2 separate regions of the Mus musculus genome follow, and region 2 is linked to region 1. Evidence: chromatin loops called from intact Hi-C (ENCODE). Cell type or tissue: heart. All regions are shown on one strand. Links, peaks and the distances in the headings refer to the core of each region. The heading gives the core; the rest is flanking DNA.

What was found. Hi-C counts contacts between places; a loop is a spot of excess contacts. Peaks named below come from ENCODE experiments on the same cell type or tissue, not always from the same donor. Only the 100,000 strongest peaks of a DNase experiment are listed, where the experiment ranks them.
Region 2: a loop joins it to region 1, with 6 times the contacts of the local background. A loop is called at or near these places in 3 of 42 quality-filtered maps.

What each region holds. Positions count from the first base shown.
Region 1 is chr7:43,297,368-43,313,409 of GRCm38, reverse strand. Zfp715 (zinc finger protein 715) reads left to right here and starts at 110. Exons shown (of 5, transcript NM_027264.4): 1 at 110-306; 2 at 2,225-2,379; 3 at 11,673-11,799; 4 at 12,145-12,240; 5 at 13,234-16,042. The coding sequence starts at 2,245. The coding sequence ends at 15,536. In heart, for the core only: a CTCF peak has its summit at 7,950; DNase peaks (open chromatin) are centred at 4,149 and 7,999; H3K4me3 peaks cover 646 bases; H3K27ac peaks cover 1,207 bases.
Region 2 is chr7:41,625,994-41,642,035 of GRCm38, reverse strand. It overlaps Zfp788 (zinc finger protein 788), which reads right to left and starts at 8,505. Exons shown (of 6, transcript NM_023363.3): 1 at 8,342-8,505; 2 at 7,326-7,356. Gm51480 (a long non-coding RNA gene) reads left to right here and starts at 9,023. Exons shown (of 3, transcript XR_003946761.1): 1 at 9,023-9,111. In heart, for the core only: a CTCF peak has its summit at 9,057; DNase peaks (open chromatin) are centred at 8,515 and 9,065; H3K4me3 peaks cover 2,125 bases; H3K27ac peaks cover 1,930 bases.

The DNA of each region.
Region 1 (16,042 bases), core at 3,333-11,332:
ACAGTTTCCAAGGAAACTGGAACCACCCGGTCTGCCATGCTGACTGCTGGCAGGCACACTCGGGTCAAAAGTGTTAGTGGGCATGCGCATTATTCTACTGGGCGTGGACATGTCCTGCCGGAAATCTAAAAGACACCGGAAATAGAGTGGCCGTGAAACCTTAAATGTTGTAGTCATTCGAGTGTTACTTCGCTGGCGGGTCCGCGAGGTGGTTTGGAACTTTTCCATCCGGGACTCTTCGGCTTCCGTGGGCGGAAGTCGCCGTCAGGCGTGCCGTGTGCAGAGCTCTCGGCCGGGCAGTGTGAGGTGAGTGGCGGCGGCGGCGGCGCAGGGGGTGGGAGGACGCAGTGCTGTGCCGAGCGCTGGTTTGTGCTGAAGGACTGGGCTGAGGCGGCTGCCGGGGCTCGTCAGATGGGGTGGGGGTCGCGTGGTGCGCTTTCACCCTGTTCCCGAGGGTTTCCCGTATCTTGGGTGTTTTGTCACTTCCCAATGTGCTCTCCTGTGGGTTTTCACGCAGTCGTCCATGAAAGTTGTCAGCTGAGGCCATTAGGGGGCGGGACTCAGTGAGTGGGCGCTGCACGCAGCGGGTCCCCGGGTGGGAGTCGGGAGCTTAAGGGCGAAGACTTTGAGGTGGCCTGTGCCCCACTCAAGCCGTGATTGGCGTAGGGGTCAGCAGAGGCAGCGATGGAGCCTAGGGCGGGAGTGGGATGCTTGTGAGGGCGACTCTGGTCGTTAGTGTTGGCGTGGCCAGTGACTGTGGCTTGATTCCGGTTAGCACTATGTGAAGAAAATCCCGTCGGCTTGACCAAAGTAGCAAGTGTCAAGACCACAGGTGTCGGAACTGCGAGTGCTCAGGCTCTCACGGATGAGGGAGGGAGAGAGGGAGGGAGGGAGGGGGTCCCACGCTTTGCATGCTGCCTAGTTATCTAGGCTGCTGAGCTCAAGAGATTTCTTCTAAGGTCCGTAAAAGTAGGGAATCTTGTTTTATGGGCTGCTTTTGGGTCTCCTTTTCCAACTAATTCGTTCCTACCTCTGGATGACCAGCATTATTGAAGGAATGATCCCAAATATTAAAAACACTTTCACTCTTTGGGGCACATTAGAGTCATACTTGGGAATCCTTTGGACATTATGTGCATCAGTGCTTGCCTGTCTTTGGGATCCTATACAGACGTTAAAGATCACTGGTTGGCAGTTGACCAAAATAATATTGGGCCGTTTTATTTGTACCCTAATGTTTGTGTTGATTTGGAGTGCTTAAAAAACTGTGTATTGGTCTGAGAGGAGTAAGTAGCTCATATCTTTAAATCCCAGCACTAATGGGGCCCAGGCAGTGAAAGTTAAAGGCTAGCCTGGTCTACATAGCAAGTTCAGGATAGCCAGAGCTAAATAATAGACCTTGTCTCAAATACAGACACACACACACACACACACACACTTACACATGGGAGCGGGGGAGGGGGCACACAGACAGACATGGAGTGGGGGAGTGAGGATTGGATAAGCCTGTTTTTCTTAATGTGTCTGTGTAGACGGGGAAATGTCTAGAAACTCACGCTACAATCAAAATTGGCTGTCATCCTGAGCGCTTTGTGCAACAGGAAACAGGAATGCTGTTTTTAGATGCTGACTACAGAAGGGACTGCATAGATATGGTGGCCAGGGTGTTCCTTAGAATGAAAACAGCTCGAATATGTACCCCTGTTCTTCTATTTAGTGACCTACGAGCAAATCAAGCAGAGTAGTAATGCATATGTGTAGCTAAAAAGTTTGTTTGAAATGCAATCAAAATTAAGTTGGCAACGTACTGATTTTTTGTAAGTATTTTACTTCCTTTCAGGCAGGTGCTGAGGGCTTAGTGAGCCTTCCCTAGCATGGCATTCTGGATCCCTACAATAAGCACCTATGTACTCATTTTGTAATGACTAAGTTAGTTAGCACATTGGTTTTCTACTAGTTAACATGTGAGTGCTGCAGTGTGTCCTTCCTTCCTAATGGATGGTTTTTTAATTTTTTGTTTGTTTTCTTTTGTTGTTTGTTTTAGAACCCAGACTAATAACAAGAGCAGGGCTTTTATGTATCCTCTACACTGCCTACACCTGTTCTTCCATATAGGCCCTCACCAATTCATGGTCAGATGTTTGGTTGTTGTCTTTTAGTGATTTCCGGTGTCTCTGAGACCACTGCAATCATTCAGGCCTAAGGATTTCCTTCTGTGCCACAGCTAGCCCTTCTTCAACGTCCATGACTCTTGAGGGATTTGGATTTGCTACGAAGAAAACGTCAAGAACAGAAGACAGAGGGGCCATGGCTGCAGATCCAAATTTCCAACAGAAGAGCCAGCCATTGGGTGCAGAGGAGCAGCCTGAGTCCTGTGAGGTAAGCAGGAGTGACTTCATGATTGGTTCTTCGGGTCTTCAGGGCAGACGCAGGAAGCTGCAGACTTCTGAGACCATCTTAATCTCGTTAGGAAGGGACTATATATAGCACACACTAAGTAATTACCCCTCACCCCCTTGCCCTCTCTTTCTTTGATACAGGGTCTTAATGTGAGGCTGGCCTGGAATTCTTTCATATAGCCCAGGCTGCTATCAAACTCAACTTTTTCTTTTTCTTTCCTTTCTTTTTTTTTTTTTTTTTTTTTTTTTTTTTTTTTTGCCTCAACCTCTCCAGTAGTGGGATTGTTACATGTCTATACCACTATAGATAATGTCTCATCTACTTAATGTCAAGTTCTTCTTCCTCTTGAGCCCTCTTTTTTTAGGTTTGTTCCTCTTTTACATCTTGCCATCCTCAGTTCTTTTTTCTTTTAAAGATTTTATTATGTGTGTGTGTGTGTACTCTGTAGCTGTTTCCAGACACACCAGAAGAAGGCATGATCCCATTACAGATGGTTGTGAGCCGCCCTGTGGTTGCTGGGAATTGAACTCAGGACCTCTGAAAGAGCAGTCAGTGCTCTTAACCACTGAGCCATCTCTCTAGATCCAATCCCCAGTTCTTAAAGCTTTCCTGCTGTGCCCATTCCTGTAAGAAATGATGCATCTGAGGAGGTAGAGTTTTCGTTTGTCAGTTCTTAGTCTCATGGATCTGTTTTAAGTTGCATGTTCTGTTTTAGGGAAAACAGAACAGGGTAACAAAGCAGGTATCCTGAAAATCCTGTAGTTGCAGGGAGGAGGGCGATGGAGGAGACTTAAGCCTTATATACAGGCATGAGGCCAGTGAGCCACAGTAGAAAGGGACAGCTGTGGGTGTAGCATTTTCAGAGAAACTGAGGAAGCCCAGTATTTCAGAGAAATCATGCTTAGTATGCTTTTGAACCAGCATCCGAGAAAGAGAAGGAAAAGTTAGTTTCCGTATTAGCACTCAGAAAAGCCTGAAGCTTAACAGTGAAGATCTGCAAGCACTGTTCTGAGGGAGCCTGTTAGGGTGATAATTATTCCTCCCAACTATTTACCATGTCTTCAGATGAATCTACTTTTCTGGTGGCTGTCCCCTGCCCAAGTAATGGTAGCCAGGAGTTGAATTAACTCTTCTCCGATGGGACAATAGTTTATAAAGTTCAGATCTTTGGAGCAGATCAGAATGTCCCATTTCCACCCTGAACTAGATAACAGCTGAGATTTCATTCTTTTAGACAGCAGGAAGTAGTTTTCCCTTAATGAGCCTTAATGAGCCTCAACGAGCTCCGAGACTGACACCTTTTTAAACGGTATTTTAAATCCGAAAGAGGAACAGTTGTGTTGGTCTGCGGTCTGGTTTTCCAGGGAAAGACTTTAAAGTTAGACTTTCAAAGGAAAGGGTCAGATTTCAGCCTCTCAGATTGCTAATCTCAATACCTAACTGTGTGTGCAATTCTTATCAGATCCCTCTTCCTGACAGCTGTGTCCAAAGAGACTCCAGCTGCCTGTTGGTCCATACATTTTTGCTTGATGCACAACTGTTTTGTTTTTTTTTTGAAGAGTAGTGTTACGGGTTAGATTTTCATTGTGCTAATATTTTCTCCAAGTGTTTGTATGTCCTGTTGATGGAGTTAGCAGCAGCGGAAGCAGCAGGGCTGGCTTCCTGTGTGCAGGCCCAGTCCTAATCCTCACAGGAGGCTCCTGAGCTGATGCTCTTGCCCCAGTCTAAAAAAGAGAAGTTGGGGCCCAGGTGACACAGCCAGTTGAACTCATGTGACCCAGCTGCCAGCCTGGCAGTGTGCTCCAGGGTCTGGCTGCCAATCCCATTCCCTGTCCCCTAAGTAGACTTCCTGGCCTTGGTGCTCTACACTCTGCATTGTCCTGCTAGCCCTCTATACTGTCATCTGAGAATTATTTTCCTTTCATGTGTCCAAGGCCCTTAGTCCCCAAATCACAGCTGCTTTGAATTTTTGTTGTGTCTCTTGCAGGAAGGAGCTCCTGGGGATGGGTGTATAAGCAAAAGCGCAGTAAATCACCAGACTAGACTCCTCCATGCATAGAAAGAAAAGGCTATTGGGGGGCAAACTGTAGTTGGGGGCAGGAGGAGAAGAGGAAAAAAAAAAGAGCAGGATTTATGTTAGCAGGGTGGGGTCTTTCAACTAATGCAGACTGTTCCCAAGTGACCAGGAGGCCAAGGTAGTTTTCCTTTGAGGGGGAAGATTAAAGATCGTTTCCAGTAAACAGAGACCCACTTTTAAACTAATGTTTACCCAGCCAAATTCTTTGTTTATCTCTGGGACTGCCGTTGGTAGGGCACTGCTGTGCTCTAAACTGGAGCTATTCAGGTAAATCCTAGAGACAAACACCATAGATTTAGGTGTTCACTTTTTTAACTTTTATTTCTTTTCTTTTTTTTTTTTTTTTGTCTGTTTTTTAAGACAGTGTTTCTTGGTATAGCTTTGGCTGTCCTGAACTCTCAATGTAGACCAGCTGGCCTTGAACTCAGAAATCTGCTTGTCTCCTTCCCAAGTGCTGGGACTAAAGGTGTGTGCCACCACTGCCTGGCTAGATTTAGGTGTTTAAGTAAATATCAGAGTTAATGTGCCTGTATTTGAATGTATCGTGGAAATGCTATTTCACTTTTTCTTGCATATATCTCTGGGTAGGCTTATATTGTGGGCTGGAAATCTCCTTGCTCTAAAACCTTCTGTCGTTTACTCTACCCCAAGGATGCTACCATTCAGATGTTTTACATATACATTGAGACAAGGTCTCACTGTATATCCCTGGCTGGGCTGGAACTCACTGTATAGTCCATGGTTAGCCTTCAACTCAGAGATTCACCTGCCTCTTCCTCCCAATTAAAGATGTGTACCATCATGTCTAACTAGTTTTCCATTTAAAGCATCTTATTACTTGTGTGTGTCGTATGATTATGTGATTGCCTTTTTTGTGGGCATGGAGCTCAGAGGACACTTTATAGAGTTAGTTCTTCTTTTTCCCTGTATGTGGGTTCCAGTGACCAAACTTGGGGTCAGGCTTGATAGGCAAGCACCTTTACCCACTGAGTCATCTCACTAGGCCCAATTACTGCTATTTATTGAATGAAAAATGAAATAAAAAGTGGAGGACATGACTTCTCCTAAAGTATGGGCAAGATTTTTATTGTAGATACAAGGGAGAAAGCAGGCAGAGGGAAGAGACCAGGATAAACATGGCCCACAGACTAAACCATGAGAGGAGAGAGGTAGGAGGGAGAGCAAGTTGGAAGCTGCCAGCCAGGGAAAAGAGGCCAAGAAAGTGTAGAGTTCTGTACAGATTCAGCTAGGATAAGGGAAGTGGAAGCCCTGCTGCTGGGACAGAGGTTTAGGATAGGAGGCAGGAGGCAGAACAAGAAGTGCTGGGAGGAGCCACAGGTACTGAGGAGTGCTGGGAGAGTTGGCCAGCATCTGTCTTGTTGTTTTTTAATAGATTCATTTTATGTATACGAGTACACTGTAGCTGTCTTCAGACACATCAGATCCCAGTACAGATGGTTGTGAGCCACCATGTGCTTGCTGGGAATTGAACTCAAGACCTCTAGAAGAGCAGTCAGTTAGATGGCTCTTAACTGCTGAGCCATCTCTCACTCCTCGACCATTTGTGGTTTGAGACTATTTATTTATTTAGCAAGATTCTTGCTAGATAGCCCTGGCTGTCCTGGAACTTGTTATGTAAACCAAACTGGACTCAAACTTACAGTAATTTGCCTATACCTCCCACATGCTGACATTAAAGGTGTGTTCTACCATACCTGGCTATTTATTTTTAAAGCTTTTAAAAATATTTATGTGTTGGCTGGAGAGATGGCTTAGCGTTTAAGAGCACTGATTGCTCTTCCAGAGGTCCTGAGCTCAATTTCCAGCAACCACATGGTGGCTCACAACCATCTGTAATGGAATATGATGCCCTTTTCTGGCGTGTCTGAAGACTGCAACAGTGTACTCACATATAAAATAAGTAAGTCTTTGAAAAAAATAAAGGTTAAAAAATTAAAAAAATATATTTATGTGTTTGTGCTTGCATGAGTTTGCACATGTACACTGTGTGCAAGCAGGTGCCTGAGGAGGCCAGATAGGATGTAGAATCCACTGAAACTGGAGTGAGCTACCATATGCTGGGAACTAAAACTATGACCTCTTAATTGCTGAGCTATCTCTCCAATACTTTTTATTTTTAATGTGCTGCTTCCCTCATTCTTTTGATAATTTTTAATATCATTATTTCTTTGTCACGTGTCACAAAGTGTGGATGTCAGAGGACAACTTCAGTTGGAAATCATTTCTTCCTACTCTGTGGGTCCTGGGCATAAAATTGTCAGTCTTGGTGGAGATACCTTTATCTACTGAGCTGTCTTTTAGCTCAGTTACTGTTCTTTTTTAAAGGATTCTAGGTTGCTAGCGAGATGACTCAGCAGTTAAGAACACTGCTGTTGAGCAGACGAAGCAGGTTCAGTTCCCAGTGTGGTAGCTCACAACTGTCTATCATCCAGTTCCAGGGGATCCCATGGCCTCTTCTGGCCTCCTGTGCATACGGCACACACATGGTGCATATGCATGCAGATGCAAAACACTCATAACATTTAAAAAAGTCTTTTAGGGCTGGAGAGATGGCTCAGCCATTAAAAGCACTGACTACTCTTCCAGAGGTCCTGAGTTCAATTCCCAGCAACCACATGGTGGCTCACAACCATCTGTATTGGGATCTTATGCCCTCTTCTGGTGTGTCTGAAGACAGCTACAGTATACTCATATACATAAAATAAATAAATAAATTTTTTAAATAAATCTTTTAAAAAGCAGGATTTCAATTTTTTTGTTTGTTTGTTTTTCGAGACAGGGTTTCTCTGTGTAGCCCTGGCTGTCCTGGAACTCACTTTGTAGACCAGGCTGGCCTCGAACTCAGAAATGCGCCTGCCTCTGCCTCCCGAGTGCTGGGATTAAAGGCGTGCGCCACCACCATGCCCGGCTTCAAAAATGTTTTGATGTTTGATTAGTGGCACATAGACCTGTTCTTGCACTTTTGTAGTATTTTGAAATGTGACTTTTCTGAATGGAGAGTATGAAAATTAGGCTTTCTGTGTCATTTCACTTTATCCTGTGCAATGTCTGCTGGTGTCTTCCATTCCTGTATTGTCTGGGTGTCATCAGCATGTCATGGTCCTTAACCGCTTTGTTCCCCTTCCCCAGTCACTCCCTCTCGTAGCTCAAAGTTCTCCACTCTCCTCAGTGTAAATTCCTTCCTTGTGAGAGAGGCAAGGCACAGAGTGAGAAAGTTTTCTTTTTCTTTTTGAGACAAGGTCTCACTGGGTAGCCCTTGCTGGGCCAGACTTAGTTCTGTAGACCAGGTTGTCCCCGAATTCACAGAAATCTGCCTGCCTCTTCCTTCAGAGTGGCTGTATTACTTGTAAAAGCTTAGTCCATATAAAATTGAATGAGCAAGGGACTTGTTTGTGTGGTTCAGGAAACAGGAAAAGCTAAGCTTCCTCCATGGCTCCCTCCACCGGAATGTCTAAAATTAGCCACACTAAAAATATCAAGTGTAGATGTGCCTGTGTCCCAAGGAAGCAGAGGAATGCTCTTGGAGCCACTGCTGAGAGTATCACTTAGGCCAGTTTGGAAAACTGCAGTCAAGTTTGTGAGGTGTGTTGTGTGACACCCAGCATTTCCACTGCTGGGGTAAATGCAGCGAGGTAGATAGAGCTGTGCAGGCTCAGCAGTCTTACTGATCACTGCTGGTCAGCTCATTGAGAGCAGGGCATTTGCTTGCAGATTTAATTTATATGTTCATAATATATGCTTGAGGTTACACTCTAGTGTCCATTTACTTTTTGAGCATCTACTTACCTGGTCTTTCTGCTCCTCACTCTTAGTCGTCTTTGTTTCTTGGTAGGGTCTTATATAGTCCAAACTAGCCTCAAACCCCCTGTGCAGTTCACAGTTGTCTTGAATCCCTCATCCTTCTGCCTCCACCTTCCAGGGCTTGGGATTATAGGCATAGACCACCACATATGGCTTTTTTTCTTTATTTTTTATTGCTGTTTGCTTACATTTTAGTATTTGTAAGGGACTTTGTTGATTTTCCTTTATGATATCTTTTTTACTTGTTTTTATTGTTTACATTATTTTACTGTTCATTTTTACTCTTTATAGTTATCAGTGTTTGTTCCTTCTGAGTTTTTTGATATGTTAACTTTTTTCTTTATTCACTTAAAAAAAATTCTCAAACTAGCTGTAGAGCTGAGGCCAGCTCTGAACTCTTGTGTTTTTGAGTCAAAGGCTCCCCATGCTTCTCCCAGTTATTAAGGCTTTGAAGTCTTAGCATATTGGTTATCTGAAGGCTCCACTGTCATGAGCTGATCATCTGTTAAAGGTAGCTGTGAATTTTGGAGGTGCATGCATTCTCGGGAGCTTGTTTTGGTTTTGGTACAGGTTTTCTCTCTCTTGTTCTGGCTGTGCTGAAACTTACTATGTAGATCCAGCTGGCCTCAAACTCAGAGGTCCATCTGCCAACTGCCTTAGAAGTGCTGAAATCCAAACTGTGTACCACTAAGCCCAGCTGTGCAGGCATTCCATCCACAGGATGAAATATATTGAAAATTGTTGACTCCTCCAAAGGAAACTTCTCATGGTAATATAATTAATTGATATTTTCCCTATTAGGCATTCCAATGGAATATTTCTGGAATTATCCATTGTAGTCACAGTGATATGCCTGACATGTTAATGTAAGGAATTTTAATACAGAATATATTTTACACAGAGAAGCAGCATGTAAGTGACAGTGCTTTGCCTGTTGGCGGGTGTCACTTGTGTCAGACTAGAAGATCTGTCAAAAGTACTTGCAGCTCAGAAAGAAATAGCACGTGCTCAGTTATGCCTGTGGGGACCTGAAGGGTGTCAGTGTTGTATTATTAAGATGTTCATACATAAGTAAAAGTAGAATGAATTGTGTTTCTAACCCCTTCTTTGAGTAACTTCAGCATATTCCCATCCTGCTCATCCCTTTCCATTGCTAGGTTATTGGGTAACCAAATACTAAAGGCTATCCTTTTCTTTGTGTGTTGGAATTTATCCCAGAGATGATCACCTTTTTATATAACCATAAGTTATTTTTAACATCACTGTTCCTGCTTATACTATCATATGCATAGTCTCCCTCAAAAGGTCCAGCCAAGTGCCCACACATATAGAGTCACTAAAAAGTATTTTAGTCTTTTAATCTCTTATTTTTTCTCCTGTGTTAATTACTTCTTAAGAACTTGTTATTCTAAAGAATAACTTGGGTTATCCTTTAGATTGTGACAGGTTTTAGATTTGGCTCAGTTACTTTTTGTTGGTGTCACTTACATGCACTCTGGTCCTTATAGTTCTGGTAAGCTGGTGTCTAATATAAACATGTACTGTCTAGTGTGATGGTGACACATGGCAATAGCTGCTGTTGGCTGAGGGAGACTCAGAGCAACACTGTGCACTGTGTAACTTGAGTCCATATCAGAGGGGTATTTCATTTTGTATGTATGATGAGTGTTTTTGCTTTTATGTTAATGTGCACAGTGTGTGTGCCTAATGCTTTTAGGAACCAGATGAGACCATCAGATCCCCTTAAACTGGAGTTACAGATGGTTGTGAGGCACCATGTAGGTGCTAGAAATTGAACCAGGTACTCTGTAAGAACAAGTGTTCTAAACTGCTAGGTCATCTTTCCAGCCCTGTTTTTTGTTTTTGTTTTCCCTCTTCTGCCTTTTATAGTCCAAGATCTCATACCCTAAGAATGGTCTCTTCTGTAATTAGGACAGGTCTTCCCACATTAAGTTAACAATTAACAGTGACCATCACAAGCTATAGTCAGGTAGACCAAGGATCCTGAGTTGACCTGTAGAAAATAGTTTCAAGAGGTGTCCATATGAACTTAATTTGGAGTTTCTGAAGCCAAGGGCCATAAAGACACCCAAAACCTGTGAGAGCTTTGGAAGATGGAGTCAAGCTTACATTTATTAGCACTAGCTATATGTAAGATTTTGTGGTCTTTGAAATTACCATGTTCAAGTGATGTAATCTGTGTCTAAGGTTGGTGTATTTATTTTTGAGTATTCTTTTCGAGGTGGTATGAGAAGTCTTATGAGGTACATTGTACAAGTGTACAGAGAGCAAGGAGTGTTAAGATAAATTGCAGGTACATTTCTTACTTTTCTCACCTGGGCAAAATACTTAATGGAAACATCTTGAGAAATTATTACACAGAGCTAGAAGGATAACTGCAGTTTTAGACCATCCTGATTTATATAACAAGTTCTGGGCCAGTGAGTTCCAGGCCAGTCGGGCCACAGAATGAAACTCTGTTTGAAGAGAAGAGGAGGGAAGGAGAGAGAGAATTGTTGATTTTTGTACTAGGGATCAGGAGGTAGGAAGCTTGTTTTCATAGTTGATCGGTAAGCAGCTACATGTATAACTAAGAAGACCTTATTACAAGAGAGGGTTCTTGGTTACTTCTGCTTTAGTATACAACCTCAAGAGAAAAAATTAAAGTTAAGGACAATGACCAATCTCTGTATCTTCATCTTTGAAGGGGATTAGGGTAGTTTAGACTGGTCCTCTTTGAGTACTATGTGCTAATCTGTAGAGGAAGGTAGGTGACCCAGAGTCAAGAAGACAGATCCAGAATGAAGTCAGAGATGTCAGGTTTCATCTGGCATTTAGTTTCCAAGCAAGAAGTCAATACTTAAAGCAGCTTCTAAATGCCAATTTCATAATGTTGCATCCAGTGGATCCAGCATAACTAACCTGGGATATTGTTGCTTAATGTTGTGCTGTGTGTTCTTTCTTAGACTATTAAAAAGAAATCCTTTTCTAATGTACTTAAGAAATGTGATTGTGCCCGGGCATGGTGGCGCATGCCTTTAATCCCAGCACTTGGGAGGCAGAGGCAGGCAGATTTCTGAGTTCGAGGCCAGCCTGGTCTACAAAGTGAGTTCCAGGACAGCCAGGGCTACACAGAGAAAACCTGTCTCGAAACCCCCCAACCCCCCCAAAAAAGAAAGAAAGAAATGTGGTTGTGTATGATGGATGGAAGGATTGGTTCCTTTATAAGCATTCTCTATCTCCCCAAATTAATGAAAAGTAGATATTTTGTGAAAAATATGTGAAATATCATTAAAAACTTAACCTTATATATATAACTTTTCCATTTGCCAATGACGAGTCATTCACAGTGAACTGTGGTACATTGTTACAGAGATGGATGTCCTTTGAGGATGTAACTGTGAACTTCAGCCAGGAGGAGTGGCAGCATCTGGACTCCGCCCAGAGATGCCTGTACCAGGAGGTGATGCTGGAGATCTACAGCCACCTCTTGGCAGTGGGTGAGCACGGCTGGCTGGGGACCCAGGGTGGACCTTATTGAGGAAAGATGTTCTTCCTTCTCTTTCCAAAGCATAGTGAGGTATCAGAAGTGTAATCTCTGTCAGTCTCTGTCTCTCTTCCTTCCTCCCTTCCCCGTCCCCTCTGTGCATGTGTATGTGTGTGCGTGCATGCGTGTGTATTTACTTCATTTGTCCTGGTGCTTCATTTCTTTTGTTCACCTACTAGGATTTATACAAAATAAGAGTGTTGACTTGGTTTTCCCAATGAGGTAGTGCAAAGCTTCATTGCATCATCTCTAAAAGATAAGAAACTACCCCAAAACCCAATATCCTTTTGATTAACAGGGTATTCCATTCCCAGTCCTGGAGTCATCTTTAGGATGGAAAAAGGAAAGGAGGCACAGACAGCAAAGGCTGAATTCCCAGGCCAGAGATGTCAAGGTGAGCCATTGCTTCCCAAGTCGGGTAGATTTCATGATGCCTTTGTCAGTTGTCTCACCAAGTCCTCAGTGGTGGTCACTATTAGGTTGTTTTCTCCTTGGAGTTTTTATTTTTATAATAAATTCAGTCCATTTATCATTGATGTGAGGCGATGTGAGACTTTCTGAAAGATGAGTTTGTGGGATGAGCTTGTCTGTCCATGGAGAGGAGTAAACCTAAGTGGACTACCTCAGGCATTTTCTTCTTACAGTGACCGGTTATATTCCCATGCGTATGTGCACAAGAATTATTTGCACATCTTGTTTGTGAACACCTGGCAAGTTGGTTAATATATTGCTCAAGTAATGGGGAAAGAACTGGTTGTAATTTGTGTCTTCTACTATCTGACTTTTGAATTAGTATATTGTCTTTTGGGTTCTTACTGTCATTTGTGTTGTGTCTATGATTTGCTTTCTGTGTTTGTCTCTGATTTCATTGATTTTCTTTCCTAGACTGGTTCATTTTTTCCAGTTAGTTGTGGCACCTTAGGCTTGGTGTTAATAGGTTTGCCTTGAAGGCTCTGTTTATTCTGAACAAGCAGTTCTCATTGTTGTATTATGATAGACTTCTTAGTCCTTGAGCTTACAGTCTCTCATGCCTTGTTTAGATATGTGAGCACAGTTCCTCTAAGATGGTCCCTTTCCTTCATTTTTGGAGATCAGAAATTGGGATCTTCTTCATTCAAATCAGAAAGGCCTTTTGTTTGACTAATCATTTTTTTCTCTTATGGGCCTCTGAACTATTTTCTCTTGATACTTTATTTTGTTATCTTGCAATTCCTACTTGTTTTTCTTTTTGAATACACAATTTTTTTTCTACTAATTGTTAGTTAGCACCATCAACATCATTAGAACCTGATTTAGGCATTAATGTTCAATCTCAGTCCATCTGTATGATTTATTCATCCTCCATCCTATTCACTCTGCTTATTCCTCCATCTCTTTCTGTTTGTAGAAAAATCAGGAAATGATACCTTACCACAGAAAGCATCTGGGAAAACATCAGTTTATAGCAATGTGGCAAGTGAAGTGACAAGAGATGGTTCATGGTGTTCCCTTTTACAAGAACTATGGCAGGGTGCTGACATTACAAAGAGAGGTCAACAAAACCAGATTCTACTCTTCCCTCCTGGTTCTTTCCTCAAGAAAACTCTGAGCAAAAATAGTGATCATGAATATCAAAAGCCCAGGGAAACCATTCCTTTGGGACCCTACCTCATTTCAACACAAGAGGGTCTTCCACAATATCACTCACTTCCAAAAAGTTTGGATGTAAGCCTAGGAGCAAATGGTCATAATGAAAGAGATCAGCTCATTGACATTGTTGCATCCAGTCAACTCCTTATACCAGGCTCCTGTAATGCTAACTGTGTGGTTACTCATGGAGGAGAAGAATCATACAGAAGTACTGGGAATGGAGATGTTCTCAGCCATAAACAACCACTGATCTATGGAAACCGTTTTCAGGTGAAAGCAGATCAAAGTTCTCAGTGCCAGGAGGTACTCTATGCCATATCTTTGCATAAACCTGAGATCACTCTCACTGTGGACAGACCTATTGTTTCCTACAATGGTGGAAAGGCTTTCCTTTATGTGTCAGATTCACTGAGCCATCCATTCCAGCTGAAGGTGGACCGTGTAGTTCATACTGGAGGAGACCCTTACAAGTGTAGCAGCTGTGAGAAATCCTTTTGTAATGCAGCTGCACTCCAACAGCACGAGCAAATTCACACAGAAGAGAAACTGTATGTGTGTACTCTGTGTGGAAAAGCCTTCAGTGATGGGTCAGCTTTCTATGAACATGAATTGATTCACAAGAATCACACACCTTTTATCTGTGACATTTGTGGGAAGGCCTTCTTACGTAAATCAGAGTTGACATCCCATAAACAATGTCACAATGGAGAGAAGCCTTACAAATGCAATGACTGTGAGAAGTCATTTAAATTTCCATCCCAACTGAAGGTGCATCATCAGATTCATACGGGTGAGAAGCCTTATGAATGCCGTGAATGTGGGAAGTCATTCAGTAAAACAGCCAAACTCAAGGTGCATCAACGGATTCACACAGGGGAGAAACCTTATGTGTGTTCTCAATGTGGAAAGGCCTTCAATCAGAAATCAATACTAGACCGGCATGAGAAGCTTCACCCTGGGGAGAAGCCTTACAAATGCAATGACTGTGGGAAGTCATTTAATTACCCATCCCAACTGAAGGTGCATTGCCATAGTCACACAGGGGAGAAGCCTTACAAGTGCCATGAGTGTGGGAAATCATTTAACTTTCCATGTGAACTAAAGGTGCATTATCAGAATCACACGGGAGAGAAGCCGTACAAATGCCGTGAATGTTGGAAACTGTTCAGTAAAATGTCCCAACTGAAGGCACATTATCGAGTTCACACAGGAGAAAGACCTTATAAGTGCAGCCACTGTGGGAAAGCCTTCTCTACTAAGGAACAAGTCCAAGAGCATGAGCGAATCCACACAGGAGAGAAACCCTTTGTGTGCACTGAATGTGGAAAAGCCTTCAGTAGCAGGTCATCTTTTCGTAAGCATCAGTTAATTCACACTAAAGAGAAACCTTTTGTCTCTCAGAAATGTGAGACAGGCCTCCAGGAGGCTACTTTGATACCCCATCAGCAACTTCATATTGGTGAGAAGCCTTACAAATGCCCTGATTGTGGGAAGTTGTTTAATTATCCATCCCAATTGAAGTCACATTATCAAATCCACACAGGAGAGAAGCCTTGTAAATGTCCTGACTGTGGGAAATCATTTAGTAAAACATCTCAACTGAAGGCACATTCTCGAATACACACAGGGGAAAGGCCTTATGTGTGTTCTGTGTGTGGGAAGGCCTTCAAACAGTTGTCAACATTGAGTAGACATGAAAAAATTCACATGGTGGAAAAGCCTTACAAATGTAGTTTCTGTGGGAAGTCCTTTTGCTCTCCATCTGAACTGAAGGTGCATCTTCTAATTCACACAGGGGAGAGACCTTATAAATGCAGCAGCTGTTGGAAAGCCTTTTGTACTAAGGTCCAACTCCAAGAACATGAGCGAATTCACACAGGAGAGAGACCTTATGTGTGCACTCATTGTGGGAAAGCCTTTAGAAGCAGGTCAGTTTTCTCTAAACATAAGTTGATTCACAGGAAGGAAACACCTTTTATCTGTGAGAGATGTGGGAAAGTGTTCTTACAGAAGTCAGAGTTGACATCTCATCTACAAACTCATATTGAAGACAAACCTTAAGGAATGTCAAGACTGGAAAATGGTTTAGTCAGATACACAATAGAGTGTGTATCATCAAATTCATACAAGACGCCTTCCAAATGCAGCAACTGGGAAAGTCTTGGCTTCTAATGCCCAACTCTGACAGTATGAACAAATGAGTTCATCTAGGAGAGACCTTTGTGCTCTGAATGTGAAAAAGTCTTCAGTAGCACATTAACTTTATAAAATCAAATGTCTCATACTAGCATGAGACCATTGTCTCTCACAATGTGGGTCACATTTGGTATTGGGTAGAGAAACTCATTGAGTAGGCTTTGGAATGTCATGACTTGGAAATTATTTCTGTATCAGAGATTAGTCCCATCATCAGTTCATAGATGGGGATGCCCTAAGTGTTCTAAATGAAGGAAGGTCCTTAACAGGTCACAATTCAACATATATATTATACAACTCATACCACAATTAGTTTTTTACAGGTGCTGTTCTACATAACAGGTTTTACTGAGAAATGAATTCCTAGCTTA
Region 2 (16,042 bases), core at 4,218-12,217, 1.7 Mb after region 1:
AGTTTGGCTTCTTACTGAACTGGGGTGGGGCTGGATTGGGGTGGGACTCCCTGTCCTATGATAGATCATCAAGTTGGTGGCCCTGGGGTTAGAGGCTATCTGTAATTAAACTTCAAGAGGGCACTGTCTATTTGTAAAACCATTTGGAGTTGGATTTGTTAAATTATGTTTTGTTGGGGTATTTTCTGAACAGAAATTTTACTTTTATTAATTCCTATAAGTTGTCAAAGACAACCTGATGAATTCTTTTGATTCAGGAATTCCATTTGGGAGAGTCTGAAGGATGACTAACTACTCAGAGGTGGATCTGTGGCTGGGAAGAATACTGCAGATAAACAGTGTCAGCCACTCTTCATTCGTGATACTGACAAAATTTGGGCAGGTTGAGGATAAGTCTCAGCATCAGTCTTGCAGGAAAGAAATGGAGAGGAGGAAGGAAAATTAGAACTCTTACAAAGTAAAGGAAGACAACAGAAAGAAGAAAAGTAGTTCTTCTCCCTTACATAGGGCCAGAGAACCTCCTTAGCTTGTAGGGCTATCAGTTAATTACCACAAGCACAAGAGGATCAGAGAGTGAGAGGGAAATAGGCAGCAAAGGAAGAAGGCCTGGACAGAAATGACTCCAGAGCTCTTGCAACTGTGATAAGGAAATCAAGAGAAGTAGATATTTAGATAGGTGAAACGGGTACCTATTAGGGAGTCTTGGGACATCAAATACACCTGGGAAAGAGAGAAAAGGAAACAAGTCTCTTTGTGACTTAAGTTCCTTTTGAGGTGTTGGTCAAAGCCACAATAGAAACTGAAGCTGACTGTAGCACCACCCCCAGCCCCAGCATGTTGAGTTGGCTGAAAAGTGCACTATCCCCTGAGATCCATTGTCCTGCCCAGGCTGCCCATCTGAGACCAGCTACACCAAGAACATCTGGGTCCCCTAACAATTGAAGCAGGGTTATCTCTGTTGTCTGCCACTGGATCCCCTCCCCCTTTCTGGATTACCTATCTGAACCTCAGTGGGAGATGTCCTAGTCCTGCTGGGCCTACATGTCCCAGGGTGGTGTAGTATCCAAGAGGGGGTGCTCATTCTCTGAGGGAAAAGGGAATAGGTAATCATGGGAGGGATGGAGGGTGCTGAGATCAAAATATAAAAAGAAATGTATATATATATATATATATATATATATATATGTGAGAAATATATATAAGTGTGTGTGTGTGTATATATATAAATATATATATATATATATATATATATATGGAAATAATCAAACACAGGGCTAAGATGAATGATTTAGAAACAAAAGAACAATGCAGAGATGGTTCTTTAAGAAAATCAACAAGATAGACAAACCCTTAGCCAAACTAACTAAAAGGCAGACAGTCTCCAATTCACAAAAGCAGAAATGAAAAGGGAGACAGAACAACAGACACCGAGGAAATCCAAAGAATCATTCAGTCTTACTTTGAAAACCTATACTCCACAAACTTGGTAAATCTGAATGAAATGGGTGATTTTCTAGATAGATATCATAAAAGGAAGACAGGTCTTTGGTCAGGAGAATAAGAGTACCTGCATTTATTTCCCTTTTAGAACCACCAAACAAGTTCTCAAAGAAAATCTAAAATAAATGAATGGTTTTCTAGACAGATAACACCAATGTTAAATCAAGATCAGATAAGCTATCTAAACAGTCCTATTACCCCTAAGAAAATAGAAGTAGATATTAAAAGTCTCACAACCAAAAAAAGTCTAGGGGCAGATAGTTTTAGTGCAGAATTCTACCAGACTTTCGCTAGAGTGTTAATACCAATACTCCTCAAACTATTCCATAAAATAGAAAGAAAAGGAACATTTTTGCCAAACTCATTCTATGAGGCCACAGTCACCCTGAAAAACAACATAAAAAAATCAACAAAGAAAGATGATTTTAGATCAATTTCTACTATAAACACTGATGGAAATGTACTCAATAGTGGCAAACTGATTCTAAGAACACATAAAAAACTTCATCCACCATAATCAAGTCGGCTTCATTCCAGGGATACAGGTATAGTTTAATATATGAAAATTGATCAATGTAATCCACTATAAAAAGAAAGTGAAAGAAAAGTTACATGACTATCTCATTAGATGTTGAAAAAGCCTTTGACAAAATCTAAAACACCTACATCTAAAACTCTTGGAGAAACATATAAAAAGGACACATGCTCCACTTTGTTCATAGCAGCATTATTTATAATAGCCAGAAGCTGTAAAGACCCCATATGTCCCTCAAGAGAGGAATAGATACCGAAAATGTGATACATTTTGTCTTAGTCAGGGTTTCTATTCCTGGATAAAACATCATGACCAAGAAGCAAGTTGGAGACAAAAGGGTTTATTCCGCTTACATTTCCACACTGCTGTTATCACCAAAGGATGCAGGACTGGAACTCAAGCAGGTCAGGAAGCAGGAGCTGATGCAGAGGCCATGGAGGGATGTTACTTACTGGCTTGCCTCTCCTGGCTTGCTCAGCCTGCTCTCTTATAGAACCAAGACAACCAGCCCAGAGATGGCACCACCCACAATGGGGCCTCCTCCCTTGATCACTAATTGAGAAAATGCCTTACAGATGGATCTTGTGGCGGCATTTCCCCAACTGAAACTCCTTTCTCTGTGATAACTCCAGCCTGTGTCAAGTTGACACAAAACCAGCCAGTACACATTTATACAATGGAATACTACTCAGCTATTAAAAACAATAATTCATAAAATTCTTAGCCAAATGGATGGAACTAGAAAATATCATCCTAAGTGAGGTAACCCAGTCACAAAAGAACACACATGGTATGCACTCACTGATAAGTAGATAGATATTAGCCCAGAAGCTCAGAATACCCAAATACAATTCACAGATCACATGAAGCTGAAGAAGAAGGAAGACCAAAGTATGGGTACTTCAGTCCTTCTTAGAAGGGGAACAAAATACTCATGTGAGGAGATGCCGAGACAAAGTGTGGAGCAGAGACTGAAGGAAAGGCCATCCAGAGACTGCACCATCTGGGGATAAATCCCATATACAGTCACCAAACCCAGACACTATTGTGGATGCCAACAAATGCTTACTGACAGAAGCCTGATATAGCTGTCTCCTGAGAGGCTCTGCCAGTGCCTGACAAATACAAAGGTGGATGTTCTCAGCCAACCATTGGACTGAACACAAGTTCCCCAATGAAGGAGCTAGAGAAAGGACTAAAGGAGCTAAAGGAGCTTGCAGCCCCATAGAAGGAACAACAGTATGAACTAACCAGTACCCCCAGAGCTCCCAGGGATTAAACCACCAACCAGAGTACACATGGAGAGATCTATGGCTCCAGCTGCATATGTAGCACAGGATGGCCTTGTTGGACATCAATGGGAGAAGAAGCCCTTGGTCCTGTGAAGACTCTATGCCCCAGTGTAGGGGAATGCCATGGCCAGGAAGCGGGAGTGGGTGGGTTGGTGAACAGGGGGAAGGGGGATAGGTTGGGGGTTTTTCGGAGCAGAAACCAGGAAAGGGGATAACATTTGAAACGTAAATAAAGAAAATATCGAATAATTTAAAAGTAAAAAAATAAAAGTCTTGGAGAAATCAGGGATACAAAGTGCATACCTAAACATAACAAAAGCAATTTATGCAAACCAACAGCCAACATCAAATTAAAGGAAGAGAAACAGAGCAATTCGCCTTAGATGAGGGTCAAGACAAGGCTGTCCACTCTCTCCCTATCCATTCATCATAGAACTAGAAGTTATACCTGGAGCAATAAAACAAGTAAAGGAGATAAGGGTTACAAACCGGAAAGGAAGAAGTGAAAATATTGCTTTTTGCAGATGATATGATAGTATATAAGTGATCCCAAAATTTCTACCAGAGAAATCCTTCAGGTGATAAACACATTTAGCAAAGTGGTTCAATACAAAATTAACTCAAAATCAGTAGCCCTTCTTTATACAAATGAGAAAAGAAATTATGGAAATAACACCCTTTACAATAGCCACAAATAATATAAAATACCTTGGTGTAACTCTAACCAAGCAAGTGAAAGATCTATATGAGAAGAACTTCAAGTCTCTGAAGATAGAAATTAAGGAAGACATCCAAAGATGGAAAGATCTCCCAAGTTCATGGATCTGTAGAATTAACATAGTAAAAATAGCCATCTCACCAAAAGCAATCTACATATTCTATGCAATTCCCATCAAAATTCCAATACAATTTTTTTACAGACCTTAAAAATGCAATTCTCAACTTCATATGGAAAAACAAAACCCCAGGATACCTAAAACAATCCTGTACAATAAGAGAATTTCTGAAGGCATCACCATCCCTGATTTCAAACTACACTACAGAGCAATACTAATTAAAATGCATGGTATTCACATAAACACAGACAGGCTGATTGATAGAATTGAAGACCCAAAAATAAACCTATATACTTATGAACTATGAATGCTTGATAGTTGACAAAGGAGCCAAAACCTTACATTGGAAAAATGAAAGCATCTTCAACAAATGGTCCTGATTTAACTAGATGTCTGCTTGTAAAAGAATGCAAATAGCCTCAAGTGGTGATTTGAATATGCTTGGCCCATGGTAAGTGGCACTATTAGGATTTTGGCCTTATTGAAAGAAGTATGCCCTTATACAGGAAGTGTTTCACTGTGGGAATGGGGTCTGAGGTCTCTATGCCCAAGTTCCACACAGTGTGGAGAGAGAGTCTCCTCCAGGCTTCCTACAGAAGAGAGTCTTAAATCAAGATAAACTCCAGGCTCCTCCTGCATCATGTCTACCTGCATGCTACCATACTTCCTACCATGATGATAATGGATGGAACTTCAGAAACTGTAAGTCAGCCCCAATAAAATGTTTCCTTTTATGAGAGTTGCCTTGGTCATGATGTCTCTTCGTAGCAATGGAAACACCAATTAAGACAATGCATAGCTATCATCCTGCAAAAAACTCAACTCCAAGTGGATCAAAGACTTCAACATAAAATCAAACACACTAAAAATCTAATAGAAGAGAAAGTGGGGAACTGCCTTGAATACAGTAGACAAATTCCTGAACAGAGCACTAATAGCTCAGGTACTAAGATCAACAATTAATAAGTGGGACCTCATGAAACTGGACAGTTTTTGTAAGGCTAAAGATACCATCAATAGGACAAAATAGAAGCCTACATTATGGGAAAATATCTTTACTAATCCTACATCCAATAGAGGCCTAATATTCAAAATATATATATATATATATATATATATATATATACTCAAGAAATTAGATACCACCAAACCAAATAACCCAATTAAAATTGAGGTACAGAACTCAATAGAGAATTCTCAACAGAGGAATCTTGAATGGCCATGAAACACTTAAACAAATGTTCAATGTCCTTAGTTATCAAAAAAAGCAAATCAAAGACTCCGAGATTCCATCTTATAAGCAGTCAGAATGGCTAAGACCAAAAACTGAAGTGTCAGCACCTGCTGGTGTGGATGTGTAGCAAGGAGAACATGCCTTCATTGCTGGTTGGAGTACAGACTTGTACTACCACTGGAAATCAATTTGGTGGTTTCTCAGAAAACTGGGAATACTTCTACCTCAAGACCTGGCTATCCTACTCCTGGGCATATACCCAAAAGATGCTCCATTATACCACAAGGATCCTTGCTTAACCGTGTTCATAACAGCTTTATTAATCTAGATGCCCCTCAACTGAAGATTGGATTTTAAAAAAATGTAGTACATCTACTATTCAGCTACTAAAAGCAAGAGCATCATGAAAACTGCAGGCAATGGATGAAACTTGAAAAATATTATTCTGAGTGAGGTAACCCAGACCCAGAAAGACATGTACTCACTTATAATTAATTGGACATTAACTGTAAAGTACAGGATACCTATGCTACAATCCACAAAACCAAAGAAACTAACAGGGCATGCCCAAGAAGGAATGCATGAAGAAGAAACAAAATAGTCACTGGAGGTGGATAAAAAAGAGGGAACTGGGTGGGAAAGGAGGTGAAGAGAGCAGTGGAGATGGGGATCAGGTATGGCTGGAGGTAGGCAGGAGAGTGCTGGGCAAAGAAATGGAAATGGTTCTAAGACATCTCTGGGACTAACTATAGACATGGATGGAGGAGGCTTCAGGGAGTCTATGGGGGTGACCCTAGCTGAGGTTCTTTTCTACCAGTGAAGGATATGGAGATTAAAGTGGTCACCTAGTGTGGCCAGGCAGGACTTCTAGTGGAGGGAGGTGGACATCACCCCATCGACAAAATCTTCAACCCAGTTTGTTCTCCCTACAAAAGATGCAGGGATAAAAATGGAGCCGAGTCTGAGGGAACCAATGACTACCCCAACTTGAGACCCAACCCAAATGGGACACAACCCTGACACTATTAGTGAATGCTCAGCTATGCTTGTAGACAGGAGTCACATGCAGATTTAAACAGATGCAGACACCCATAGCCAAACATCAGGAGGAGCTTGGAAGAGTAGGGGATAGGATTGAGCAAGAAAGAAGGATCAAGGATAACACAAGAAGACCTACAGAACCAACAGACCTGGGACCATGGGGGCCCACAGAGACTGAACCACCAACCAAAAAGCATGTAGGGGCTGGACCTATATCCCCTACACATTTGGAGCAGATGAGCAGCTTGGTCTTGATCTGAGTTCCCTAGCAGTTAGAGTGGGGGCTGTCTTTTACTTAGTTGCCTGCCCCTGGATCTCCTTCCCCTAACTGAACTGCCTGGTTGGGCCTCAGTGGGAAAGGACGTGCTTAGTTCTGCTGGGACTGGATGCCCCAGGAAGAGAGGAGGCAACGTGGGGAGGGATTTGTAAAGATGGAATTGGGTGGAGAGGGGGAGGGAGGTTTTGATCAGAATGTAAATTTAATGAATGAATTAATGAATTAATGAAAAAATAATTTTATGGTCGTGAGTCACAAGAACATGAGGAACTGTATTAAAGGCTGGCATTAGAGAAGTTAAGAGGAACTGCCACAGAGGGTTTTGGGGACTCAAGCTAGGATCTCAGACTTTCCTGTAGTTCCATTCAGCCCCACCTAGAGAAAACTGTGTAGGACAGAAAAGCTCAGTACTAGGGCTTACGGATTCAGACAGACGAGGATATGAAGGACACCTCTCTCCAGAGACCTTTACACTTGTCTCTCAGTGTCCCCTGAAGTACACGGAGGGCTGGAGAGATGACTCAGCAGTTGAGTGTGCTATTTTGGAAAACCTGAGTTTGGTTCCCAGCACTCACTTCAGTGGCTGATGACAGCATTTAACATTCATTACCTTCAAGGCCTCCGACATCCTCTTCAGGCCTCTGTGGGGAATCACACACATGTAGCATTTATACTGAGAGACACATACATATACAAAACATAAATAATCCTTAAACTAATAATTAGGGTTCTGAAGAGACGGCTTAGTGGTTTAAACCACTCGTTGCTCTTAAAGAGAACCCAAGTTTAATTTCTAGCACACACGTGGCATCTGAAAAGCATCTAAAACTGTTCTTGGAGATCCAAATCCAGTTCTGGCCTGCACATGCATTTGGTATATACACACATGCAAGCACATACTCATACACATAAAATAAAAATAAACCTTCAAAAAAGTTAAAATAGGAGAGGGCCTGGAAAGGCCCAGTAAAGGTAACTATCTCCAAGCCTGCTGCCCTGAATTCAAACCCTGGGGCCAGCACAGTGGGAAACCTATTCTCAGGAACTATCCTCTGACTTCCACAGGCACACTGGCACACTTGCCAGCCCGCAATAAATAAATATGGATTTAAAACATGGGGAGTGCTCTCCCAAAAGATTGTAAAAGGAAAAAAAAATGAATACGTTTTTTCTTTTTTTTTTCCTTTTTTTTTATTAGATATTTTCTCCATTTACATTTTAAATGCTATCCCGAAAGCCCCCCTATACCCTCCCACCCACCCACCCCGGGGGGGGGGAACCTAAATCTAAATACAGCCTGCACCATGCATTCAGAACATCAAGAACATAACACAGAAAACCTAGAGGGTCTTAAGGTTAGCAGTGTGGTGAAACGCCAACAACACTACCAGTGCTCACATACAGGGAACTGACGTCACCAACATCGAGGCACTCCTCTTGCTGGACAGAGCTCATCAAGTCGTCCCCCCCCCCCCCCAAGGCCCGCAAGGGCGTGGGGGTGGGGAGTAACTCTAAACCCACGGGGAGGGGGAATCCTGATGCCAGTACCAAAAGGCCCGCCCCAACCCCGGTGAGGATGCACCACATCGGATCCACCCCATCTGGGGACAAGGGTCCCTTGCTCACCATAGCGCGGCTTGCAGGCTCACCCGCTCTCTTCACATAATTTGCCTCATAATTTGTCACAGCGGTGCACTTCGTACAGAGCAACGTCTCCAACGCGACTACCTCAGTCTTAGAGCTTGGAAGGTGGCATGGCGGCCAAGAAATCCCGCCTCCCGCTGGCACTCGATTGGACTGCCTACTTGGAAGCTCTGATTGGCTAGCAATGTTTGAGTGATAGCATCCTTAAGCTGCACATGACTGAAGGGACCAGTACTGCTAGTCACTCCCAGCCCTGCCTTCGGCCCTATGTGCGGACCTGAATGAGCTCCAGTGAGATCTACATTTACACAGAACCTGTTTCTTCCTCCCAGAACTGGCTCGGCTGTCTTCTTGCACTTAGTTGGCACTCCTTGCTTCAGAGCACAGGGTCGCTCATGTGCACTGCCCACTACACAATTCTGCTTAAATGCAAATCTCCCTGGATCTGGAACAGGTCTGCACCCTTTAGCGAACACACAACTGGGAAGGAGTGTGGCTCTCCCTACGCCTTTAGCTCTCCTTTCCATCAAAGGGAACGTCTGTCACTCACGCCTCTTTAGCCAATCAAAGCATCGGGACATGCAGTTCCCTCAGAAAGCACGGATAGGAGGCGGGTCTTCCCTGCAGGCGGTGCTCAGTGTTCTGCTTTGCCTCTGAGGGAGAGGTACGCAATGGACAGGAGTGCAGTGCACTGTGGGCCCGCTGTGCGGAGCCATGAGGACAGCGCAGAACCCCGCCGTGGTGAAGCTTATGTAAGCGAGTAGCAGCTTACTGATCCCTGATGGAGTAGGGCAAACGACCGAGTTGGCTGTGGTCATCTTTCCCGGGATAGGGGCGGGTGACAGTGGGACAGCCAGCGTCCAGTAGTTTTCAGAAACCTGAGATTGACCCCTCCTAGTGGCCCCTGGGCAGATCTGTCTGGACGGGCCAGAAGCTTCCATTGAGGACTCTGATGCTGTGCGGGCCCTGCAGCAGTGATGATTTTAGCGGTTCTTATTGCGTATTAAAAAAAAAAAAAAAAAAAAAAAAAAAGACCGAGTCTCATTAAGTAACTTTCACTAGCTAGAACTTGGCATGTAGACCAAGCTGGCCTAGAACTCAATAGATCTGTCTGTCTACGCGTTCTGATTGTTGAATGAAGGCATGGGCAACTACTCTGACTGGAATAGGTGGAGTTTTAGAGTTGGACCATAAGGCAGCTAGTTTCTTTGTGTTTAAGTTTCTGATTATACTGTTTTGTTACTCTGTTCTTTCCCAAGTGTTAGTACACCTTTTTTATTATTGTAATGCTGGGACAAATTCAAAGATTTTTGTCTATGTTTGTGGGTGCAAACATTCATCAGTAATGGTCACTTCCTTGATGATCCGCCCACCAGTTACCTAGCAACAGCCAGGTAAGAGCCTGGCTTGATAAAAAAGCTCGCGCTCTCTCTCTCTCTCTCTCTCTCTCTCTCTCTCTCTCTCTCTCTCTCTCTCTCTCTCTCTCTCCCTCCCTCCCTCCCTCCCTCCCTCCCTCCCTCCCTCTAATGTCCCCAGCCAGCCTCTTCCCCTCTTTCTCTTTTCTTCTGTTCTTCTCTGTCCCCGTCTTCTCTGCCTCTACCGACTTCCCCAGGTTCCAAATAAACTCCCTTTCATACTAAGTTCATCCTATAGCTGATTTCTCAGAGGGAACTCTTTGGCATGGGCCTAGGCAGGCAGGCGCTCCCTTTGGTACCACTGGCTCCATTTTATAAAACACATTAAAATTAATATATGACATCTAGATTATAATTTATTCTTCTCAGATCTCTGACTACATTGACAGCTAAGCTAACTGCAGCTTAACAGCTAGATAGGGCGACCAGCCCCTTACCCCAAGGTAATCCACTACTGTATTAGCTCTTTAGTCAATTCATTAGATAGTTAAGACTACCAGATCGCTTAACAAAAAGGCAGACTGGTTGCCTTGCTCACAGGCTTCATGATAGAAGATATACAAGTTCCAGATGTAATCTTTCCAAGATGTAACCTTCTGCTACTCCCTTATCTAAAAAACTCGGTTTTCAGTGACTGTTCCCCAGTGATCAACCACCTATGTCTCATGGTCAATAGCTGTATAGAAAGATGTAGCTTTATGAAAGGTCTGAGGGTATAAGCTTAACTTATGAGGATCCAAGAAAACATTTGAGGGTAGACAGTGCCTTGAGGTCAATAATTCAAAGATATAAAAGTTGGAGGACATAAAAAAACAAAAACAAAACCTTAGAGCCTGGCAGTGGTGGTGCACGCCTTTAGTCCCAGTACTTGGGAAGCAGAGGCAGGCGGATTTCTGAGTTCGAGGCCAGCCTGGTCTACAAAGTGAGTTCCAGGACAGCCAGGGCTGCACAGAAACCCTGTCTCGAAAACAAGCAAACAAACAAACAAACAAAAACTTAGATGGTGATAGGAAAATTATTTCAGGTACAAAACGCTTCAGATTTCTTCCCCTCACTATATTAAGACTTCAAAAGTTCAGAAGACAGAAAAACCCTGTCTCAAAAATCCAAAATAATAATAATAATAATAATAATAATAAAACTAAGAGAAGGATAGCCAAGAGACTGAAGAAAGGAAACAATGTCAGCTATAACTACTCAAACACAAAGTACAAAGAACATCAAACAAGAGCATCAAAATCAAGAATAAAACATCATTTTTTAAATGGTCACAGACCTTTCAAGAATAACTTAAAGTAATAATAGCTTCAATTTTCAAATCAAATGAAACATGTCACATGATTGGATTAAGAAACAAAGCCAGGCCGGTCAGTGGTGGTACACACCTTTAATCCCAGCACTTGGGAGGTAGAGGCAGGTGGATTTCTGAGTTAGAGGCCAGCCTGGTCTACAAAGTGAGTTCCAGGACAGCCAGGGCTACACAGAGAAACCCTGTCTCGGGAAAAAAAAACAAAACAAAACAAAACAAAAACAAACAAACAAACAAGAAACAAAACCAGTCTAAGATACTCAGCTTTTTTTTTTCTTTTTTTCGAAACATATTCACTCCTTCCATTCATTCAAGTCCAGCAGTCATGACATCCACCATTTTAGTTTATTTTTTACTTCTCACTTCATTATTGTCATTACTTAATCTTTACCCTGTATCCACACAGGGGATGTCTTTTACACAAGAATAAGTTGTCCTTTACCTAGTATGTGATTTTTATATTGCAAGTCTAATCATCATTAGTAGTGATTGAAAGACAGCCTAGGATGAAGTGGGAATCATGAAGGAAATATATCCTCACCCCCAGAGACCAGGTCACTGTAGTTCTCCCACATGGCATCCTGAACAAAGCCCTCTGAGCAGTGTCCAGGCATCATCACTTTTATTGGGAGAAGTCTATGTTCTTTGAAAAGTGATGGACCCTGACTTGAAAATTAAGTTCCCATGGTGTGTGCTGGATGAGTCATTTACTTTGCTAAGGGAATGTTTGTAACTAAAGGTCTTGTTCTACTATCAGTAATCTATATAAACTATTTGAAAACTTATGCTCTAAGAGGGAAGACTCTGTGACTTATCTGTAAAGTTCCAAGAGAATCTCAGAGGAAACTTTATTGAAGATGGACCTTTCTTCAGTTATTTATAATGATTCTGTGTAGGGGTAAGACCTCTTGCTCTTTTCCCTGTCCACTGGTGTCCTTATTCAGCTCATGCTTAGCTAACATGTCGGTGGCACTTTGAGGGTGTCATTTTGGTTATTACTGGGAAACATGATTGCCTGCAAACTTCCTGATCTTCTGGCTCTTATGGTCTGGTTTTTCTGCTTCTTCTTCTGAAATGGTCTCTAAGCCTTTGATATACAAATGTTTCTCTAGGGCTGGAGAGATGCCTCAGAGGTTAAGAGCACTGATTGCTCTTCTGAAGGTCCTGAGTTCAAATTCCAGCAACCACAAGGTGGCTCACAGCCATCAGTAGTGAGAACTGTCACTTTCTTCTAGAGTGTCTGAAGACAGCTATAGAATAAATAAATCTTTAAAAAAAACCAATGTTTCTCTACATGTATCATTGATATTAGGCTCCAGAACTCTGCATGTTGATTAGTTGTGCTTTTCTGTAGTGATCCCTGTGTGTTGCAAACAGAAGTTTCCTTGATGAGTAGTAAAGATGATATTTATTTGTAGGTATAGGGCCAGATATTTACAGATTGTGGGGATTTTGCTGGTTTAATAAATTAGTGCTGTGGAGTCTCCTTCAATAACCATGACTTCACTAGCACTAGCAGTGAGCATGTTTTCCCTCTGGTTGAGTAGGTCTTAAGTCTAATTAGAGCTGTTGTTTACTGTCATGGTTTATGCGCCACTACTTTACCCTTATTTATTGTGCAATGCTGGTCATTGATGTAGCTAATAGGCATCACAGCTAGGAAAGACTTGGTTGCTTGTCTCTTTGGAAACTATTTGGTACCATAATAGCTAGTCCCAGGGTGGGAGCATTCAGCACAGTGCCAGCTCAAGAATCTCTGGGCCCTGTTTTTTGAAGTGCATGGTCTGTGTCTTTAGCAATGGGTACATCCTTTCTACTTCTCTGGCCAGATAAGTAATGCAGCAATGGGCTGTAGGTTTTGGGAGTCTCTTAGATAGCCCTAGTAAACAATTCAAAAGAACTTCTCAGGACTGCTATTAGGATTTTCATTAAGTGGTCTTCAGTTCTTGGAGAGAGGGTTCTCAGCTCAAGTAAGATACATAACTATATATGTAGCTTTATAAACAGAATTATATGAAGTTTGGTTTCAAGGCAAATAGTTAGACATCCTTACATGGTACCGTCCATCCATCCATATTCGCCTCCCTTCCCCTTCCCTTAGGAAACCTCCTTTCCTGTTTCCCCTATCACATCACTTATGCACCATGACTGTTTCAGGCACCTTTTTATTAAGTTACCGTCCTTCCTCTTCCTTCTGTATTTGCTTCCCTCAGGAAGCCTCGTTCCTATTTCCATTACCAGATCCTTTGTGCTGTGGTATTCACCTTTACATCCCACATTTACCTCACTGCACATCCCTAAAATGCTCCCAATTACCCATTGTATTTTTGCGACATGTTTTTGTTAAAAATATCACTCATAGAATGGCTAACATTAATGATACCTTTCCAGTATAAAATAGAAATTCATTACCCCAAGGTAGCAGTAAACAAACACAAGCTCTAATTTATTTACTAGTAATTGAGACAGAAAGTTAATTTAATATTATACATAATCTATAACATATACTTAAAGCTCAAATCCTATAATATCCTATAATATCTTTACATCGAAGCTATACCATACAAATATAAATATCCTGTTCCACTGAAGTACATAAATGTGCAACAATTTTGATTTTAGATGGTTATGAGAAATATTAGTTACAAGTCTTTATGTTTTAAATTATTACAAGTTTAGTCAAATGTAACATGAATTCTATACCATTATTAGTAGTTGATTTCAGAATAATTCTGTATGAAACATTAGTACATATGTAACCTATTTTCAAAAAATTGCTTAGTGGATATCATATTTATTTAGGGTTTCTATTGCTGTGAGAGACATCATAACCATAGTAACTCCTATAAAGGAAAATATTTAAGGAACACACTTACAGTTTTAGGTTTTGTCAATTATCTCCATTTGGGAAGCATGGTGGCACACAGGCAGATATGGTGTTGAAGAGGTAGCTGAGAATTCTACACATGGTTCGAGAGGAGGCAGGAAGAATGACAATGGATGGGCCTTGCTTAAGCATCTGAAACCTTAAAGTCCACCCCCAGTGACTTCTTCCAATTAAACCACACATACTCCAACAAGGCCACACCCTCTAATAATGTCACTTCCTATATATCTGTGCAGGCCACTTTCAGGCAAACCACCAGAGTGAATATACGATGTATTTCTAGGTAAAATGTTTTCAAATTCATACCAGTGTAGAGCTTCCTAGTGTGACTCTCTGATATTGAGGAAGGGTTAAATATTGGTTAAAGGCTTCTATCTATACTTCATATTTTAAAGAACATTTTTCTTGGGTGAACAAGTATGTCAGTAATTACCCTTGCTTTTGTCTCATACGTGAATTTTATAATGTGTTCTAAATTTACAGTCTTTGGTAATGTATTCAAAACATTCTTTACATTTGAAAAGACTTTTTCCAGTATGGATTCCAGGATGATTTTTAAGATTTGCAAATCAGGTAATAGATTTTGAACATTCTTTACATCTGTAAAGGTTCTCTTATGACTGGATTCTGTGATGTTTTTGAAGAGATGAGCCCTCAGCAAAAGACTTGCCACATTCTTTGCATTTTTAAGGTTTCTCTCCTGTATGGATTCTGCAGTGTCTTTGAAGATGTGAGTGCTGGGTAAAGGACTTGCCACAATCTGTGCATTTGTAAGGTTTCTCACCAGTATGGATTCTGTGATGAATTTTAAGAGCTGAGGCCATGGTAAAAGATTTGCCACATTCTTTACATTTGTAAGGTTTCTCTCCAGTGTGGATTCTGTGGTGGGCTTTAAGAGTCGAGCCCTCAGTAAAAGACTTGCCACATTCTTTACATTTGTAGGGTTTCTCTCCAGTATGAATTCTGTGGTGGGTTTTAAGAGTTGAACCCTCTGCAAAACCCTTGCCACATTCCTTACACTTGCAAGGTTTGTTTCTACTGTGTATTCTGTGGTGGGCTTGAAGATGTGAGCCCTGGGAAAAGGACTTGCCACATTCTTTACATTTATAAGATTTCTCTCCTGTGTGGGTTTTATGATGCCTTTGAAGAGAATAGCTATTAGAAAAGGACTTGCCGCAATCTGTACATATGTAAGGTTTCTCTCCAGTATGGATTCTGTAGTGGGTTTGAAGATGGGAGTGCTGAGTAAAGGACTTGCCACATTCTTTACATTTATAAGATTTCTCTCCAGTATGGGTTCTGTGATGTGTTCGAAGACAGGAGCTGCTGATAAAAGCCTTGCCACAATCTGCACATTTGTAAGGCTTATCTCCAGTATGAATTCTGCTATGAACTTGAAGATTTGATCGTTTGGCAAAGGACTTCCCACATTCTTTACATTTGTAGGGTTTTTCTCCAGTATGGATTCTGTGGTGGGATTTAAGAGTTGAGCCCTCGGCAAAAGACCTGCCACATTCTTTACATTTATAAGATTTCTCTCCAGTATGGGTTTTGTGATGTGTTCGAAGACAGGATCGGCTGGTAAAGGACTTGCCACAATCTGCACATTTGTAAGGTCTATCTCCGGTATGAATTCTGCTATGACCTTGAAGATTTGATCGTGTGGCAAAGGACTTTCCACATTCTTTACATTTGTAGGGTTTCTCTCCTGTATGGATCCTGTGGTGGGATTTAAGAGTTGAGCCCTCGGCAAAAGCCTTGCCACAATCTGTACATTTGTAAGGTTTCTCTCCAGTATGAAGCCTTAGATGAATTTGAAGAGAGTAGCCATGAGTAAAGGACTTGCCACACTCTTTACATCTGTATGGTTTCTCACCAGTGTGGATTCTCTGATGAGCTTGCAGATATGAACCTGTAGTAAAAGACCTTTTACATATTTTACATTTATAAGGTTTTTCTCCAGTATGGATTGTATAATTCTCTCTGTAGCCTGAGAACTGAGAAAAGGACTTCCCACATTCTGTAGATTTGCATGGCGTTCCTCCAGGTTGAAGCATCTTAAGTCTAGTGAG